2 separate regions of the Mus musculus genome follow, and region 2 is linked to region 1. The links are chromatin loops, found by intact Hi-C in ENCODE. Cell type or tissue: gastrocnemius. All regions are shown on one strand. Links, peaks and the distances in the headings refer to the core of each region. The heading gives the core; the rest is flanking DNA.

Region 1 (10,500 bases), core at 4,730-7,229:
TGAGGTCGAGGGAGTCACCATCTGGGCCACGCAGACTCAGCCTCTCCTCATTCCAGCCATCCCCCTTGTCCGCCCGTCTTGGCTAAGCTCTCTGCCCGATCCCTTTCCATCACAAACAGGCAGCCGTCATCGGGAAACATTCTACCTTTGTAAACCCTGGGGACAGCTCTTAACTGTGATTAGCCAAGAGAACCAACAGCCGGTTCCAGAGCCCCCTCCACCCCGCTGCACTCTGCTCACCTGGTCCAGCCCCCCCACCCAGGTCCCCAGACACCCCAGCACAGAGCTTCCCAGCCTGCTAAGCGCCCTGGGACCGGAGGTGCCACCTCTGCGGGCTGAGGGGCGGAGCGTGTGTGGGGCGGAGCGTGTGGGGGCGGCAGGCTCCCAGTGAGCTCATTCTTAGGGTGTTTTGTCAGGAACCAGTCAGGCCACTGAGGGGGGGGGGGGTGCAGACGGGAGGGATGAGGGATGAAACCCTGAGAGCAGAGAAGCAGACCAAAGGGCTGGAGAAAGGATCGCTGGAGGTGTCTAGAGGGGCCGACAGCTTGTCTAGGGGGCTCTTGATCTTGGCGGGATCCTGACGGACAGGACTCGGGGTCCCGACCACCGCAGCCAGGCTTGATGAGGCCTTGTGTGATGGCCGTGGTTCACGGATGGCAGTGTCCATGTGACACCTGAGCACTGCTGGGGTCTGCCAAATGGGTTTCTGTGTGTTTTTATGTGGGTAACTAAGTAGAGGCTTAGAGGGGTAACCTCACTGATACTACTCTCCTCAGCAAACAGACAAAACTCTCCCATCCTTCCTTCTTCCTTCCTTCCTTCATTATTTTTTTAGACAGAGTCTCACTGTGTAGTTCCAGCTGGCTTGGAATTCACTGAAATCCACCTGTCTCTGCCTTTTGCGTGCTGGGACTAGAGGTAGGTGCACCTCCTAGCCTTTTAAAAAATTAATATTTTCAATTAATTTTTTGAGATCGGGTCTTGTGTGCCCAGACTGGCCTTGACCTTGCTGTACAGTTGAGGAGGGCCTTAAGCAACATGCACCGCCGCGCTCCACTTATGGGGTGCTAGGAATGAACCCGGGTCCTGGACATGCTATGCACACGTAGGATGGGCATTCTAAGCAAGCAGCCTTATCAACTGAGCCCCAGTTCAGGTCCTTCTTAAAGACCCAGCGGCAGGCAGATTCCCATCTTAGACACAGCTCAGCACACACATTCTCTCCTTCCACACACCCGCACCCTCTCCAAGCACACGCATATGTATTGCCTTATTAGAAATACAACACAAGAAAGGAAACAAAGAAGCACGGCACAAATGTACACTCTCATCTTAGAAAGACAAACCACACCACACTCTCTCCTTTTCAGAACACAGGTGTGGTAGCATACACCCATAATTCTGGCACTGGAGGCTGAGGCAGGAGGATCATGGGGCCAGGAGCTATAATCTCTGCTTTTAAAAAGAAATCCTGGGGTCTGGAGAGATGACTCAGAGGTGAAGAGCCCTAGCTGCCCTTGCAGAGGACCCAGCACCCACATGCTGGCTTTCAACCAATTCAAGGTCCGGGGGATCTGACGCCCTCTTCTGGCCTCAGTGGGTATTGCACACACATCATGTACATACCTGCTTGCAGACAAACGCTCATGTACATAAAATAAAAATAAATCTTAGCAAATGGTGGTGGTGCACCTTGAACCCTAGCACTTGGAAGGTGCGTTTCTCTGAGTTCAAGGCCAGCCTGGACTACAGAACAAGTTTCAGGACTGCCAGAGCTACACAGAAAAATTCTGTCTCAATACTAGGGACATAGATAGCCAAACAGTGCCAAGGCCCTGGAGTCCATCCCTATTACCATAAGAAAAAAAAAGTTGATGGATGGGCATGTGGTACCAACCTGAGATCAGAAGATCAGGGCTCAAAGCCATCCTTGGCTAAACCTTCCTGTGCTACCTCAAGTGCTGGTTACAGGCAGACAGCACTGTTTGGGGACTTGTTTATTGTTTGTTTGGTTTCCAACACAGGGTTTCTCTGTGTAGCCCTGGCTGTCCTGGAACTCACTCTGTAGATCAGGCTAGCCTCAAACTCAGAGATCTGCCTGCCTCTTCCTCCTGAGTGCGCCACTTCTGCTGGGTTTAATACATGTAATTTTTAAAGAGATAATCCTCCATTACACAGTGAGTTCAGTGCCCACCCCACCCCACCCCACTTCCTTTGGTGATCTTGGGGCTGCCTGAAGTAGCATTTTCTAAGTCTCAGCGTAACATGTGGAGGCATGTGAGGTGCTCCTTCAGCAGTCTAGCCCAGAAAGAGACCCAACCTCAAACTCAGATATACAGTTTCTACTTTGTGAGTATCATTTTCAAAGGCTTTAAAGTCAAAATCTTAACTCAGATGGTCTTATTGGGTACCGCCAGGTTATGACTCAACCTCTGGAGGGGCATAGTGGCCCACACCTTTAAGCCCAGCATTCAGGAGGCAGAGGCAGGAGGAGTTCCATGAGTCCAAGGCCAGCCTGATCTACAGAGTGAACTCTGTCTAAAAATAAAATAAAATAAAATAAAATAAAATAAAATAAAATTTCAGGAGCAGGACCGGATCGAGCAGGAATGGGAAAAAACATTTTGGGGCTGGAGAGATGGCTCAGCAGTTAAGAGCACTGACTGCCCTTCCAGAGGTCCTGAGTTCAATTCCCAGCAACCACATAGTGGCTCACAACCACCTGGAATGAGATCTAATACCCTTTTCTGGAGTGTCTGAAGACAGCTACAGTTTATTTACATATAATAAATCTTTGAAGAAAGAAATAACATTTCAACTTCTCCCCAGATGTGGAGTCTCACACCTGTAATCCCAATACAGAAATGGGAGGATCAGGTGTTCAGGTCACTTCATCTCTACAAACAAAACCAAAATACCATACCATATACGAGGCACGTGAGTAAGATCACCGGTGAGCGCGTGTAGAACCTGGGTAGGCTCAACCTCACACACCCTGTAAGTAGTCAGTCTCACACAAGCTCAGGGTGAGCCATCCTGACTCTGCCCCAGTGTGGCCAGGATCACCACCGCCCTCCCCACCGCACAATCTCAGACCCAAGGGGCCATGCTCCATATGCAGCTTCCCACAGCTCAGCCGCAGCCATCTGCCACTCGAGCTGTCCCCGGCACTCACAGGAGCCCCAAGAGAGCTTCACTAGTCCACAGCAGGCTTGCCCCACACTCACGTGTGTGCACGTATACACACACACACACCTAAGTAAACCTCAGCTTGCAGACACAGTCACCCACATACCCACACACAGCCAACAGTTAGTCAGTGACAGTCACATATCACTGACACAATTCCACACACTCCACCCCCACTGCCACGCAACACCTAGATCCAACCCCATTCCCTGCCACACATGGCCATCTGTGTGAATCAACCACAAGTATACAGTTGACCCAGTATCTCAGTCACACATGCTCAGTGCTATGCACAGTCCGCATGTAACACACACACACACACACACACAGGAGACAGACAAGATCATCCACATTCACTCTGTCCCCATCACTGAGTAACATGGTAGCTCATTTCTTTTACACTCTTACCCACAATGTGACTCTTTCTTACTTTTAAAATATATATAATTTTATATATACATATGTATGTGTATATATATGTTGATACAGATTTTCTCTAATATATATACATATGTATGAATATGTATACATTGACACAGAATTTCTCTGTGTAGCCCTGGCTGTCTTCAGAGATCCGCCTGTCTCTGCCTCCCGAGTGCTGGGATTATAGGTGTGCATCATGATGCCTGGTCCCTAGTCAACTTTTTTCCCTTTATGTACTTATTGTGTGTGCAGAGGCACATGGATTGCCAAGAGAACAACTTGCAACTTAAGGGAGGAGTCCTTTCTCTCCTCCCACCTTTCGGATCCTGTGGATCAAACTTGAGAAATAGACAGTTTGGCATCAACACCTTTACTCTCCTTGCTGGCCCACGTTCCTTTTCTTTTTCTCCCTCCCTTTGGCATCTGTACCCACATCCGCCCTCCTTCTGTCTCTCTCCCTTGAGTACGAAGCCCAGGCTCGCTCGCCTCCAACTCCGCTCCTCCCGCCTCAGTTTCCACAGTGCGCCCTGCCTTACTCTCCCTCTCTTTGCACACCTCGCGCAGGCTCCCTTACCATGCATGTCTTGCACCCTCAGGCTGCAGCGGGGGACCCTCCGACAGCCGGCCAGCCCCTCCCCGCGGCCGCGGAGACCCTGCACCGGACTTCGCGTCACAAGGCCCCGCCCCGCCCGCAGCTGTTTTTCTACTCCGCTAGGGGCCGGGCGGGGCTCCGCGGGGACCCCGAGGCTCATCCCGGCCACCAGGTCCCTGGCTCCCTCCCTCCATCCCTGCGGCCCCCTCGGGAATCCCGAAGCAGCCGCCGCCGTCCCCCGTGCCCACCTGACGGCCGCCCGCCCGAGCCGCCTCGCTGCGCGGAGACCGGGCTGCTCCCGCTGCGCGGCCGCCGCCTTCCCGGAGGCTCCTGAGGGAGGTGGGGCAGGGCAAAGCCACGCCCCCGCAGGTGCGCAGGCCGCGCCCTCCGCCAGCACACATTGAGAAACCTGTGGTCTAGAGGCGGGGCGGGGCCGATGGAGGCAACGCACGCCCCCGCAGGCGCCCAGGCCACGCCCTCTGCCGCAGCATTCGGTGAAACCTGCGTTCCGAGAACTTCTGAAAACTTTATCTGGGGGCCTTCGAGAAGGCTCAGACAGTAAGGGTGCATGCTGCCAATCCTGAGGAGCTGAGTTCGATCCCTGAGACCTTCAGGGTGGACAGAGACGGACTCCCACATGTTGTTTTCTGACTTCTACATGTGTCCAGTCATACATACACAAATATGGAATAAACAGATGGCTCATCAGGTAAGAGTGCTGGCTGCTTTTGCAGAGGACCCAGGTTCGATTTCCAGAACCCACATGTCGGCTCAAAATCATCTGTAATTCCAGTTCCAGGGAGATCCAGCACTTTCTTCCAGGGCCTCCACAGACACACATAAAATAAAGATAAAAATCTCCAAAAAATATTGTTTTAATAATTACAACCTGAAGACCTTGCACAACTATTCCTGGCTGAGAAGATGGTAAGGGCGCTAGCTGCCAAGCTTGACAGCCTGAGTTTCATCTCCAAGAACCATGAAAACTGACTCCTGGGAATTATTCCGGAGTTGGTCAAGGAGAGCCTGGATGGATTCACATGCATGGATGGAACGTGGGCACCCACACACGTGCATTTGTGTATACATACGGACACATAAGTAAGAGGGGTTTTCTTTATTTTAAAGATTTATATTACTGTGCATTGGTGTTCTGCCTGTAGATCTGGGTGAGGGCATCAGATCCTCTGGAACTGGAGTTACAGACAATTGTGAGCCACCATGTGGGTGCTGGGAATTGAACTTGGGTCTTCTGGAAGACCTGAATTGATTAACATGAGCTAACAGTAGTGTGTGCACTGCTGGGAGTGGTACCCAGAGCCCTGTGAATACAAGGAAAAAGCATCTACTATTTAGCTCTCCCTGCCATATATATATTTATAGATATAGATATAGATGTGTGTGTGTGTGTTGATTTTATTAATTCTCTCTGCCCTCCTTTTCTGAGGCAGGGTCTCACTTAATTCTGAAAATACAGCCACTGTACCCTAGTTACCTTTATTTTATTGAGGGGGGATAGAGTCTCCCTATAAAGCTCAGCTGGGCTCAAACTTACAGTCCTGCCTCAGCCTCCTGAATAGCTCCCATGCTGCAGTATCTAAGAATCTCTTAATGTAGGCTCCTGGGTCTTTAATATTCTACAACGCGTGCCCTGTGTCTCTCTGGTCGTCTTCAAGGTCAAGACTGTAGAGTGGCATGATGCAGATGCGCAAAAAGTATTTACAGGATGAACGAAGCAAATTCTAGAAGTTATGAAAGGTCCCTGCAGTGCACGAAACCGCCACCAGATGGCACTGCGGGTCCACGGAGCCGCCTCGGTGTGCTCGCCCTCCAGAGCCTAGATGTCCTCCTCCAGGAAGCTCTCAGTGGCCACTTCTGTGACACCACCCCCGCCCCCCTTCCCAGCCCCAGGCTCGCAGCCTCGTGGCCTCGGGTGTCGTCATCCCTGCACACTCCAGGTCGCCACACTAGAGACAGGTGCCCGCCAAATTGAACTGTGAGTGCATGGCAGCGTCCTGGAACCTGAGTATGAGTTGAAGCCTAGACATAAATCGTGTTGTAACGGTTCTAGTTATTTCTAGAATAAAGAGGAATGGAGAGGGCAGCTAAGTTCTGTGCCACCGCTCTGGTCTTAGGACACTAACAACAGATCTGCTGCACGTTCATCATGAAGCAGACAGGGGCTGGTCAGGTGCAGATCCCAGCTCTGTCATTTGCTGGCTGTGTGCTGTCCTCCGGTTCCTTCTGTACAGAACCAGATTCAGGGAACCTACTTCCGGAGATCGTTGTCCGCAGTTCCTCCAAAGGTTTTTGGGTGGGTGAGACGGCTCAGCATCTAAAGGCTCTCGCTGCCAAGCCTGAAAACTTGAGTTCAAGTCCTGCGGCCATCTGGTGGAAGGAGTGGCCTTACTAAGCACTTCCTCCGCTGTGGCCTGTGTCCTGCAGAAGGAGAATGGCTCCGCAGGCGCCGGTGAGAACCAGATACGCTGGAGAGTCCCCAACCCCCATCTCTTTGGCCCCATAGGTTCATACTTAACCTGCCGTCTTCTTCCTCATGTGACAGGAGAAACAGATTAGGAGCAAACCTCTAGGAAGGCAGCCGTTGTTCCAGCACACTGTACACCCCAAAGCAGGGCTGGGTTTCGGGGTGCCCAGTAACAGGGTAACAGGGCCTGAACCAAATCCTCCATGCAAATGACTTCCATTCATGCTCCCACCATGTGCATTAATTAGCTCCATTGTATGGATGGGGACTATGGAGCCCAGAGAGGTTAGTGGTTTCTTTGAGGTCACACAGCCTAGGAATGGAAGAACCCTTAAGCCATACAGTCATACCCATAGACTCCTACACCAGGCCCATGTGAAGATGAGGAATGATGCTCTGAGAGATGAAGTTATTTGTGGAGACCTCAGATAAGAACGTTGCAAATGCCTGTAATCCCAGCACCTGGGAGGCTGAGCTAGGACGATTGTCTAGGAGCTCCAAGATAGCCTGGGCTACCTGATAGGAAGCCCTCAAAACAGCCAATAAGCAAAATACTGCATGGAGGATCCTGCCTATGGTGTGGCATTGCTCCATAAACCAAGGCAGGAAGGGCTCAGGTGTGAGGCCTGGGACAGCCTGGGCTACATAGTGATACTCTGAATAATACAAAAGAGGCCATTTGCATCCCAGAGTTCTACTTGGCAGAGCCTTGAGGCCTTGACCCCCAACCTTCTCAAGACTCTGGGCTCCTGAGTGAGCCTAGTTCCACCCTCCCTAGCCTTCAGCCCCCAGGAGAGGACAGTGGGGAGTGACACAGAGGTATGGTGGACACAGATAGCACATGATGACCTGGAAAGGAACTGGGGACAAAGTTCAGCTTTGCCTGGAAGCCACCCTCTGAGCTGCCCTGCACCCCTTCTGGCTGGCAGCTCTGCCTCTCCTAGCTGTTTGCCCTTGGTCTGGTAGCTTAGCCTTTCTGAGCTTTACTGTTGAGAGTGTTGACTGAGTTACAGTGTAAGCACTCAGAGCAGTACTTAACATCAGCACCCATACTAGCCTTCTTGTAGCTGTATCTTCTTTCAGGCAGAGCCTGCCTTTGACTGGCTCATCCCAGGTCACATGATTAGCCCATGACTGCAAACCATTCTGAAATGATGGGTTCCCTACATGTTTGGCATCTCCAAAAGACTAGGGACTTAGAGCCAAGGGCTGTCAAGATGGCCCAGTGGGTAAAGGAGCTTGTAGCCAAACCTGACAGACAAAATGACTTTAATCCCTCGGGGGTCCACAGAGTGGAGGGAGAGAACGGATTACCACTAATTGTCCTCTGATTTCCTCGGTGTCCTATCCCTGGAAGTAAATAAATAAATAGATGTAATCTTTGTAATGAAAAAAAAAAAAAAAAGGTCAGGGCCAGGCATGGTGACTGGGGCCTTTAATTCCAGCATTCCAGGAGGCAGAGCCAAGAGGATCTCTGTGAGTTCAAGGCCATCCTGGTCTATAGAGAGAGTTCCAGAACAGCCAGGGCTACAGATAAACCCATCTGGAAAAACAAAGTTGAATGACCCAAGAGGGGTTCTCAGAGGGTGGCGTGTGCTCCCTGGCAAGCCTATGACATGGCCGGGGCCTGCCTCTCTCTGCCTCTGACCCTCAGTGGCTCCCATGAACTCCTTGCCCAATGGCATCTTTTTCCTGCGCTCCTTGGGTTATTCCAGTCTCCCCTCAGCATTCCTTCCTCAGGGCCTCGCTCTTCTCTCTGCTCCCTCCTTGCACAGCTGGCTCTGTCCACCTCAGATGTCACAGTGCTCTCTCAGAGGAGGAAGGCACCATGTACCCTCTGTTTCCCAGGTAAGGGTTCAATTTTTAAAAATGGTTTTTTGTTTGTTTGTTTGTTTGTTTGTTTGTTTGTTTTTCAAGACAGGGCTCCTCTGTGTAGTCCTAACTGTCTTGAAACTCCCTCTGTAGACCAGGTCGACCTCGAACTCTTGAAACCTGCCACGGACCACCCAGTCAGGTATGGAGGTCCCTGGAATGAGCGTCCTCGAAGCTAGGTGGGTAAGGGTTCGGCGGTGACAAACAGAAACAAACACAGAGGCAGTTTGAATCTGAGTGTATTTTGCAGCTCTCAAGCAGGGGATTTTATACATAAAAAAAAAAAAAAAAAAAAACCAAACATTACATCTCTTAGAAACTATATCCAATGAAACAATCACAGATACCAACCAAAACCATTGGGCAGAGTAAAGCACAAAAATCATCCAAGCATTACAACTCTGAAACCATGTATTCAGTGAATCACAAACAGAACAGGTAACATCATTATTAATATAAATCACCAAAATATAACAATTCTAAAAGGATGTATCCAGTGGGGGCTGTCGTCCAAGGCTAGTGGCAGATTTCCAGGAGCAGGTTAGTAAATCTTAACCACTGAACTAACTCTCCAGCCCCATGGTCAATTATTATTTAGCATCTAGTGCCTAATTTTTTTTTATAAATCTTCACTATGTAATTTAAAACTATTTTAATTCTTCCTAATTAAGGCTTTCTTTACCATATACCAAAATTCACCTCCAATGACACACGCGTAGCCATATGAAATTTTATTGTTGGGAAAATTTGTACCTATCATAATAGTTTTGTAAATGATTTAAAAAGCAAAGTGTTAGCCGGGCGTGGTGGCACACGCCTTTAATCCCTGCACTCGGGAGGCAGGGGCAGGAGGATTTCTGAGTTTGAGGCCAGCCTGGTCTACAGAGTGAGTTCCAGGACAGCCAGGGCTACACAGAGAAACCCTGTCTCGAACCCCCCACCCCCCAAAAAAAGCAAAGTGTTGGTTTCCTTGGGGATAAAGTCATGTTAGTGGCCCATCTCTAGGCCCATCTCACCCATTATTCTCGCTTAAGATCTTGGCCTAGGCTACCAGGAACATGTAAATAAGAAAAGGAATAAGAGAAAACAAAACAGAGAGATTGCCATGAGAACTACGGCTCAATATTTTTTCTCTCCGGCGAAGAGTTCCACAACCATCTCCAGGAGGCCTCCACGTTTTGAGGTCAATGGCCTCAGTCTGTGGAACTTGTCACACAGATCTTACTGGAGGTGGTGTGGCAGAAACCCATTCCTTTTAGTGTCTTGGGCTAAAAGTAAAAGGCCCAGAGGAGGCCTTTGCTCATCTGACCATGCTGACAAGGAACACGGGTGCCAGGACAGAGGCTGGACCCCAGGAACACCTTAAACACTTCTTCCCTTCTCCGCCCCCTAGAGCAGGCTCCCCTCACCAGCCTGGGCAGAAATGGGGGAAGATGGAGTGAAGCCATACTGGCTACTCCAGAATCAACAGAGGGAGCCGGGGGCAATACTGGAGAAGCTGGTCTCCCCCCAGGGGCAATCCTGGCACCTCCCAGGCAGAAGAGGAAACTTCCACAGTGCATCTCACTTCCATGAATCCCCTCCTCGGACTCTGAGGTCCTTGGTCACAGCTGAGGTGCAAAAGGCTCCTGTCATATTGTGTCCTGCTCTGGTCTGCCTTCCACAGCTTGGGGGCCACCTAGCCCACCTCTCCCTAGGGATGAGAGCAGCCACTACGGGTCTAGGCTGCCCATGTAAGGAGGCAAGGCCTGGGGACACCCGAGATGCCTGGTTATAATTAACCCAGACATGTGGCTGCCCCCCCCCCCCAACACCTGCTGCCTGAGCCTCACCCCCACCCCGGTGCCTGGGTCTTAGGCTCTGTACACCATGGAGGAGAAGCTCGCTCTAAAAATAACCCTGTCCCTGGTGGATCCAGGGTGAGGGGCAGGCTGAGGGC
Region 2 (6,500 bases), core at 1-2,500, 53 kb after region 1:
GGCTCAGAGAAGGGGAGCCAATAGCCTGAAGACACAATGCAATCTGGCACATGGAGGCAGCATTCGAACCCAAGACTCTGGAACCATGTACCTCTCTGGCCTGGTTGAAACCTCCAACTTGAAACCTAAGCCAACAGGGGAGAGGGGCAGAGGGGGCGTTATCTGATATCTACCATATGCATTAGAAACACAGATAAAGGCCTAAGGCTGTACTCGAGAGACAGAGGTAGGTGGATCTTGATGAGTTCAAGGCTAGCCTGGTCTACCTAGAGGAACTCTTGTCCAAAAACAGAAAGTGTGTGGCCGGGCTCTGCGCTGAAGGTGGTGAGAGGGTGGCGGGTGGAGGAGCCGGCATAAGGGAAAAGGAATCGGTAAGCTGACTTTTAGACACCTGGAAAGCTGTCAGAATTACAGGAAATGCAGGGGAGGGGAGCAGGGTCCTTCGGCTGTGAGGGGAGGAAGACCCTGGCATGGGAACCAGAGGATCTGGGCTCAGTAAACTCCCAGATGTCAGGGCTAAAGGCCCAGGCAGGGCAGAGTAAAGGGAGAGGGGAAGGCTTAGGGCCTGTGGAGGGCAGAAAGCTGAGGAGGGGGGGTTTCTTCCAGAAAGCCCAACATCCAGCAAGGAAAGGGGGCTCGAGTTAGCAGGGGGTGTGAGGAGGGGGTGAGGAGGTGAGACTGGGGAGAGCCTCAGGAGGCGACCAGAGTCAGCCTAGTCTGGGGCCTGGAACCCTAGTCTTGGATGGGAGGAAGCCCGCAGGGTTGGAAGCCAAGGCTTCCCTTAGAAAGACTGGACGGGTCCCACCAAGGGGACCCCAGAGGCGACTAGGATCCAAGGACAGGGCAACCTGGCACAGCAGGGTCAGGCCAGGGAGTGGAGACACCTTGAAGGAAGCGGGCAGGGCCCTGCGCCCAGGTGCCGTTTGGCTTCCTGGGGGAGGCAGCTAGCAGGAGCCCAGGCGGAGCTGGGGACTGGCCAGGGGTAGCAGGGGAAACCAGCACCCCAACTCGGCAAGAAGCAGGGAGGACAACAGGGCCAGACTGGGTCGAGCCTTGAGGGGGGAGGGGGGAGACAGGGCTGCGCTTCGGGGAACAGGGGCCCGTGCCATCCGGGAAGAGTCGAGGCCAAGCTGCGGGCGAGCGGGCGAGCGGGGGACAGCCGGGGCAGCCGAGGAAGGGAGGGGCTGCCGGCGGGCAGGGGAGGGGGCTTCCTGGAGGGAAGAGACCGGGCGGAAGCGTTCTGCAGAGGGACCGGAGAAGAGTCCAAAGACAGGGGCGCCCCTAGGGGTCGGGCTGGGCTGGGGCTGTGGGGAGGAGGGAGCAGAGAGGCCTCAAAGTCATGGGAAGCGTTGGTCTGGGCTGTGGAGCCCGGAAAGGAGTCGAGACTGGCGGGGTCAGTGGTCCGGGAGGGCGAGGGGTTCTATGGCTGGACTCAGGCAGGGCTCCCCAAGGGGCTGGGCCCCACTCACCGTGTCCGAGTTTCGATCGTTGCCCGGGGCCAGCGCCGTCCTCGAAGACATCTTCTCTGGGGTCCCAGAAGGGAAAGGGACAGGGGCGGCCGGGCGGGGGGGGTGGGGATCCCGGGGTCCCCTCTCTTCCCCTCCCCCCCCCCAGCCGACCTGGGGACGCGAGCTCAAAAGCTGGGCGCCGTGGACGCCCGAGTCCTCGCAGAGCGAGAGCAAGAGAGGGCAGGACGGGGGAGGGGAGAAGACACCGAGGGTCCTAGTGGCCCCGTGCAAGGGGAACCCGGGGCGCCATCTGGGCGGCGGGCAGGCGGGAGGGTGCACGGGCGGGGGCCGGGGAGGGGGCGCGGAGCCGGCCCGGGGCGGCGGCGGAGGGAGGCGACCAAGGGGCCGGGGAGGAAGGGACGTCAGGGGGAGGGGCGGGAGGGGCGGGGTCCGTTTAAACTCCGCCCCCTGCCGCCGGCCCTTAAAGGTACAGGCCTGGGCTGGCTCCGGGGTTCTGGAGGCGGAGGCAGGTCTGGGCGTGCGGGTCTCCAGCAAGTTCTCACAGGAGACTCGGAGTCACGGGCAGAGAGTTGCTGAGGAGAGAGCAGAGGGAGATGTTGAGAGATGGGAAAGGGGACACACAGACACGAGGTAGGAAGAAGCAGAGTCACAAAGAGGGACAGAGAAGCCAAGGACAGAGACAAAGGGACGGACAGAAAGGGGACAGAGACAGGGAGACACAGAGGCACTCAGACACACAGAGACTGAGAGACAGAGACACAGATACAAAGACAGAGAGGAGAGAGGAGAGAGAATCATATGCCAAGGCGGAGGGAGGGAACGAAAGAGACAAAGAGAAACTCCAGGACTGGAAGACTGCCGAGGACAGGAATAAAGGAGAAGCAGCAAGAAAGGAGAGAGAGAGAGAGAGAGAGAGAGAGAGAGAGAGAGAGAGAGAGAGAGAGAGAGAGAGAGAGAGAGAGAGAGAGAGACAGAGAGAGACAGAGAGAGAGAACTGTGTACCTGTCATTCGGACCCTCAGGAGGTTGAGATAATGGATTGCTGTGAGTTCAAGACCATACACAACAAGACCCTGTCTCAGAAAACAAAAGCCAAAATTGAAGCCAGTCCCTGGGTTCAAGGACATCCTGAACTTCAGCCCCTGGTGGGGTAAGGGTAGATAACCCGCAGCCCCGGCTGGTCTCACTTTCTCAGTCTGTACAATGAAGGAGAGAGAGCCTCAGTTGCCTCTCTGGCTAGCTGGAAGCCCAGACAGGTGTTGACTTGCAGGGGCAAACAGACTGGAGGGGGAGGGGAGAGGGCTGTGCTGAGAACACACAGTGCCTTGTGTGTGTGTGTGTGTGTAGGGAGTGCATCACCCTGGTCCAGAGCCCATTGTCTTGCTGTCTTAGAAATTCTCCCTGAGCCTCAGTTTCCCTTTGTGAAAATTAGACGTTGCAGGCATAGTGGTCCTGGAAGGACTGAAGTTCTAGATCATCCTTAAGTACATAGTGAGTCCAAGACTAGCCTGGTCTACATGAGACCCTGCCAGACAGAATGAAAGCCAAAAGAGACAGAGGTTAACAGACATGTGCTAGCTAGCTCAAGCAAGCTGATCATAGGACTAGCTATTAAGCACGAACATTTTTAAAAGTTAAATTATGCAAACATGTAATTAAGCAAATTGTATTAAAAATTGGCAGGGGGAGGGGGTGGGTGCTGGAGAAATGGCTCAGCAGTTAGGAACACTGGCTACTCTTCCAGAGGACCTGGGTTCAGTTCCCAGCCCTCCCCACCCCCCACACACACATACATGGTGGCTCACAACCATCTGTAACTGCAGGTCTATGGGACCTGACACCCTCTTCTGGCTTCCCCAGTGACTATGTGCATGTACACACACACACACACACACACACACACACACACACACACGAGGCAGAACACCCAAAAACATAAGTAAACATAAAAGCTATAAAAGTAAAGAAAAGGCCCAAAGTGAGAGTAAGTGTGGCAGAGCTCAGATTATTTATTATACTTGAACAATTTATTAATTTTGGGGAGCAGGGCATGTGTGTGATGGTGAGGGAACAGGTTTTGGAAGTCAACTGTCTCCTCTCTCTGTGGGTCCCCAGGATCAAACTTGGGTCACCAGCCTCAAAGGCAAGAGCCTTCACCCCACCTCCGCAGCCAACCCTATGCATTAATTGATTTGAGACTGGTTATCATGTAACCCAGGCCTCCTGGAAGCTCTCCTATTGAGGTTGGCCTTGATCCTCCTGCCTCCACCTCAGGGAGGGCTGAGACTGCAGGTGTGAGCACCACACCCAGTTGTCTCTGGTTCTGGGAATTGTTTGTTTTTCTTTTGTTTTAACTGGAGAACACAGACTCCTCTACCACAGATTATGCAGTCACTTCCACAGTGGGGAAACTGAGGGCTCAACAATCCAGAGAACCCTGGCCCTGAGAAATCCACCTTTTTGATCACTCTAACTCCCCTGCCAAGTAAGTGTTTTTTGAGACAGGGTGTCATTCTGTAACCCAGACTGACCTTGGACTTCAGGCCAACCTCTTGTCTCAGCTCCCCAAATACTGAACTTGTTTATGTGAGATCCTTGGTGTGGTCTCACCTCCAACTTTCAATCCGCCTGTCTCAGACTCACAAGTGCTAAGGAATTTGAAACCCCCCCTCTCCTCTCCTCTCTCTCTCTCTTTCCTTTTTTTTTTTTTTTTTTTTTTTTTTGGAGACAGAGTTTCTCTGTGTAGCCATGGCTGTCCTGGAACTCAGTCTGTAGACCAGACTGGCCTCGAACTCAGAAATCTGCCTGCCTCTGCCTCCCGAGTGCTGGGATTAAAGGCATGCGCCACCACGCCCGGCGAACCCTCATCTCTTAACTGCAGTGATTTCTTTTTTCTCAGTAATAGTACAGTCAAGGTGTAACTTTAAACCACAGTGCATGTGTAGATAAAATGCTTCAAACCAGGCTGATAACATGTCTGGCATCCCAGCATTTGGGAGGCAGAGGTAAGCAGACCTCTAAGTTTGAGGCCAGCCTGGTCAACAGTTTTATTAGAGTAGCCTTGGCTGTATAGTGAGACCCTGCTTAAAAAAATAAACAAATTAACGTGGGATCTAGAAAATATTAAGGGAAGAGCTCTGAGTGTGTTTCTAGGAGCTTTGTAGGGTAAGAAAGGGTCCCTGAAGTGGAATGGTCCCGCTCTGACAGCTGCAGTACTCACATACACCACCAGGGGGCAGATGGTTGCCTTTCTACTTACTCAGGGTCTTTCTGTTCCCCTTTCCAATGAAACTTCATTTCCAAGGGGTGGAGACTGAGGCTTACAAAGTGTATGGAGCTTGAAAATGTTACATTTCGTAAAAGGAACCAGAAACAAAAGGTCACACCGAGCAATATAGTTCCTACGAAATGTTCAAAAGCGGGAGACTTAGTGGAGAAACCAAGAACCCTGGATTCCTGGCTTCCTGGGACTTTGGAAAGGAGAAGCGGGGGGGTGGGGGGGGGTGGGGGGGTGGGGGTGGGGGGACACTGCTGTAGCCCATGAGTTCGCTTCAAGGAGACCGAGATGTTCTGGAATCGGATGTTAGCACTTTCTGCTGCAACCCTGGGAGTGCATAAAGATCCATTAAACCGAAAGGCATAAAAGTATGAATGTGAAGCTGGAGAACGGAACTGAGCAGTGGTTAGGAGCACTGGCTGCTTCTGCAGTGGACCAGGGTTCAATTCTCAGCAACCACGGGGCAGTGGACAACCACCCAACTCCAGTTCCAGGGGATCTGTCTCCTTCTAGTGGGCTTGGGCACTGCATGCACGCAATACTTGTAGTCACTCACAAACATAAATAAATAAATAATACACTTAAAAAAAAGTCAGATCTGCTGCACCTTCATTGGAGTGGGCGGGTTGGGGAATCTGTAAAGGATTGACTGGGAAGTAGTATCATGGCAGAGCACATGACCATCGTGCACAGGGCCCTGAGTTCAATTCCCCGGCACCCCCAACACATACATGCAAAGAAGAGTCAGGCAAGGTGGCCTAAGCCTTCAATCCCAGCACTTGGGAGGCAGGATCTTTGTGAGTTCTAGGCCAGCCTGGGCTACATAATGAGGCCCCGTCTCAAAAGGAGAAAAAAGGAGAGCATGCACGTGCAGTTGAGTCTATCATCTGATGGAAGGTGCTCTGTGGTTATGATACAATACAGCTAGGTCCCTGGGAGACTGGCCCACAGTGGGGGACAGAGGCAGAGGAGTGATAGAATCTTGCTATGAGTCACTGGCTGTTCTGGAATTCATTCTGTAGACCAGGCTGGCCTCAGAGATGCCACCTACCTCAGCTTCCCCAGTGCTGGGATTAAAGGCATGAGCCACCACCGCCCCACTGGCCGAGAGCTACATTTTAAAAGCCATGACAGGGCTACCCCACTGGGTCCTCAATCCAGCCTCTGGGACCAGTGGAGTTTCCTTTGAATCCTGTCCCCCAGCAGAGGATACAAGAGGAACACATGCTCCCTTGAGACCCTATCCACACCTCCATTACTCCAGAGCTCAGCTGTGGGCCCCTGTCCAGCTCAGGGTGTCTCCCCTGGGCACACAGGATGATGTTGTTACCTTGGGAGGCGTGAAAAGCAGGCAGGAGGGCGGGCGGATTCCGGCAAAGCTGGGAGGGGGGGTAAGGGCGGGGAGAGGGGTCTGTGGCCCTTGTCACAGCAGGGCCCAACCACAGCCTGGCCTAGAAGGGCAGACAGATAATGGGGCCTTCCAGCCCCTGGCCCCAGAGAGGGAGGGGCTTCCTGACAGGAAATTGTCCTCCTCCAACCCCCCCCCCCCTAGATCCAAGCTCTCAGCAGTCCTGGCCCAAGTAGTCTGGGGACTGGACAGCAAGAGGGGACAGAAGGACAGGCACAGACAGAAGGTGAGTGTCGGGGTGAAGAAAGCATGCCCCCAACTTCTTCCAAAGATGGGACACCTCATCAGAACCCAGAACTCTGGAGGCAGGAGGGCTGGGTGAGCAGATGCAGGCTGAAGGCTGGGTT

What was found. Hi-C counts contacts between places; a loop is a spot of excess contacts. Peaks named below come from ENCODE experiments on the same cell type or tissue, not always from the same donor. Only the 100,000 strongest peaks of a DNase experiment are listed, where the experiment ranks them.
Region 2: it touches region 1 in a loop (2.3-fold over the local background); 5 of 42 quality-filtered maps call a loop at or near these places.

The regions. Positions count from the first base shown.
Region 1 is chr7:19,399,569-19,410,068 of GRCm38, forward strand. Gm38954 (a long non-coding RNA gene) reads left to right here and starts at 6,121. Exons shown (of 3, transcript XR_881873.2): 1 at 6,121-6,200; 2 at 8,465-8,537; 3 at 8,655-8,741. Klc3 (kinesin light chain 3) reads right to left here and starts at 4,536. Exons shown (of 13, transcript NM_001286039.1): 1 at 4,453-4,536. In gastrocnemius, for the core only: a CTCF peak has its summit at 5,985 (motif pointing right); a DNase peak (open chromatin) is centred at 6,019; H3K4me3 peaks cover 667 bases; H3K27ac peaks cover 883 bases.
Region 2 is chr7:19,456,975-19,463,474 of GRCm38, forward strand. It overlaps Mark4 (MAP/microtubule affinity regulating kinase 4), which reads right to left and starts at 1,869. Exons shown (of 17, transcript NM_172279.2): 1 at 1,470-1,869. The coding sequence starts at 1,520. It overlaps Exoc3l2 (exocyst complex component 3-like 2), which reads left to right and starts at 6,313. Exons shown (of 12, transcript NM_001370800.1): 1 at 6,313-6,379. It also overlaps the pseudogene Gm23099. In gastrocnemius, for the core only: a CTCF peak has its summit at 1,336; DNase peaks (open chromatin) are centred at 1,251 and 1,905; H3K4me3 peaks cover 2,500 bases; H3K27ac peaks cover 2,191 bases.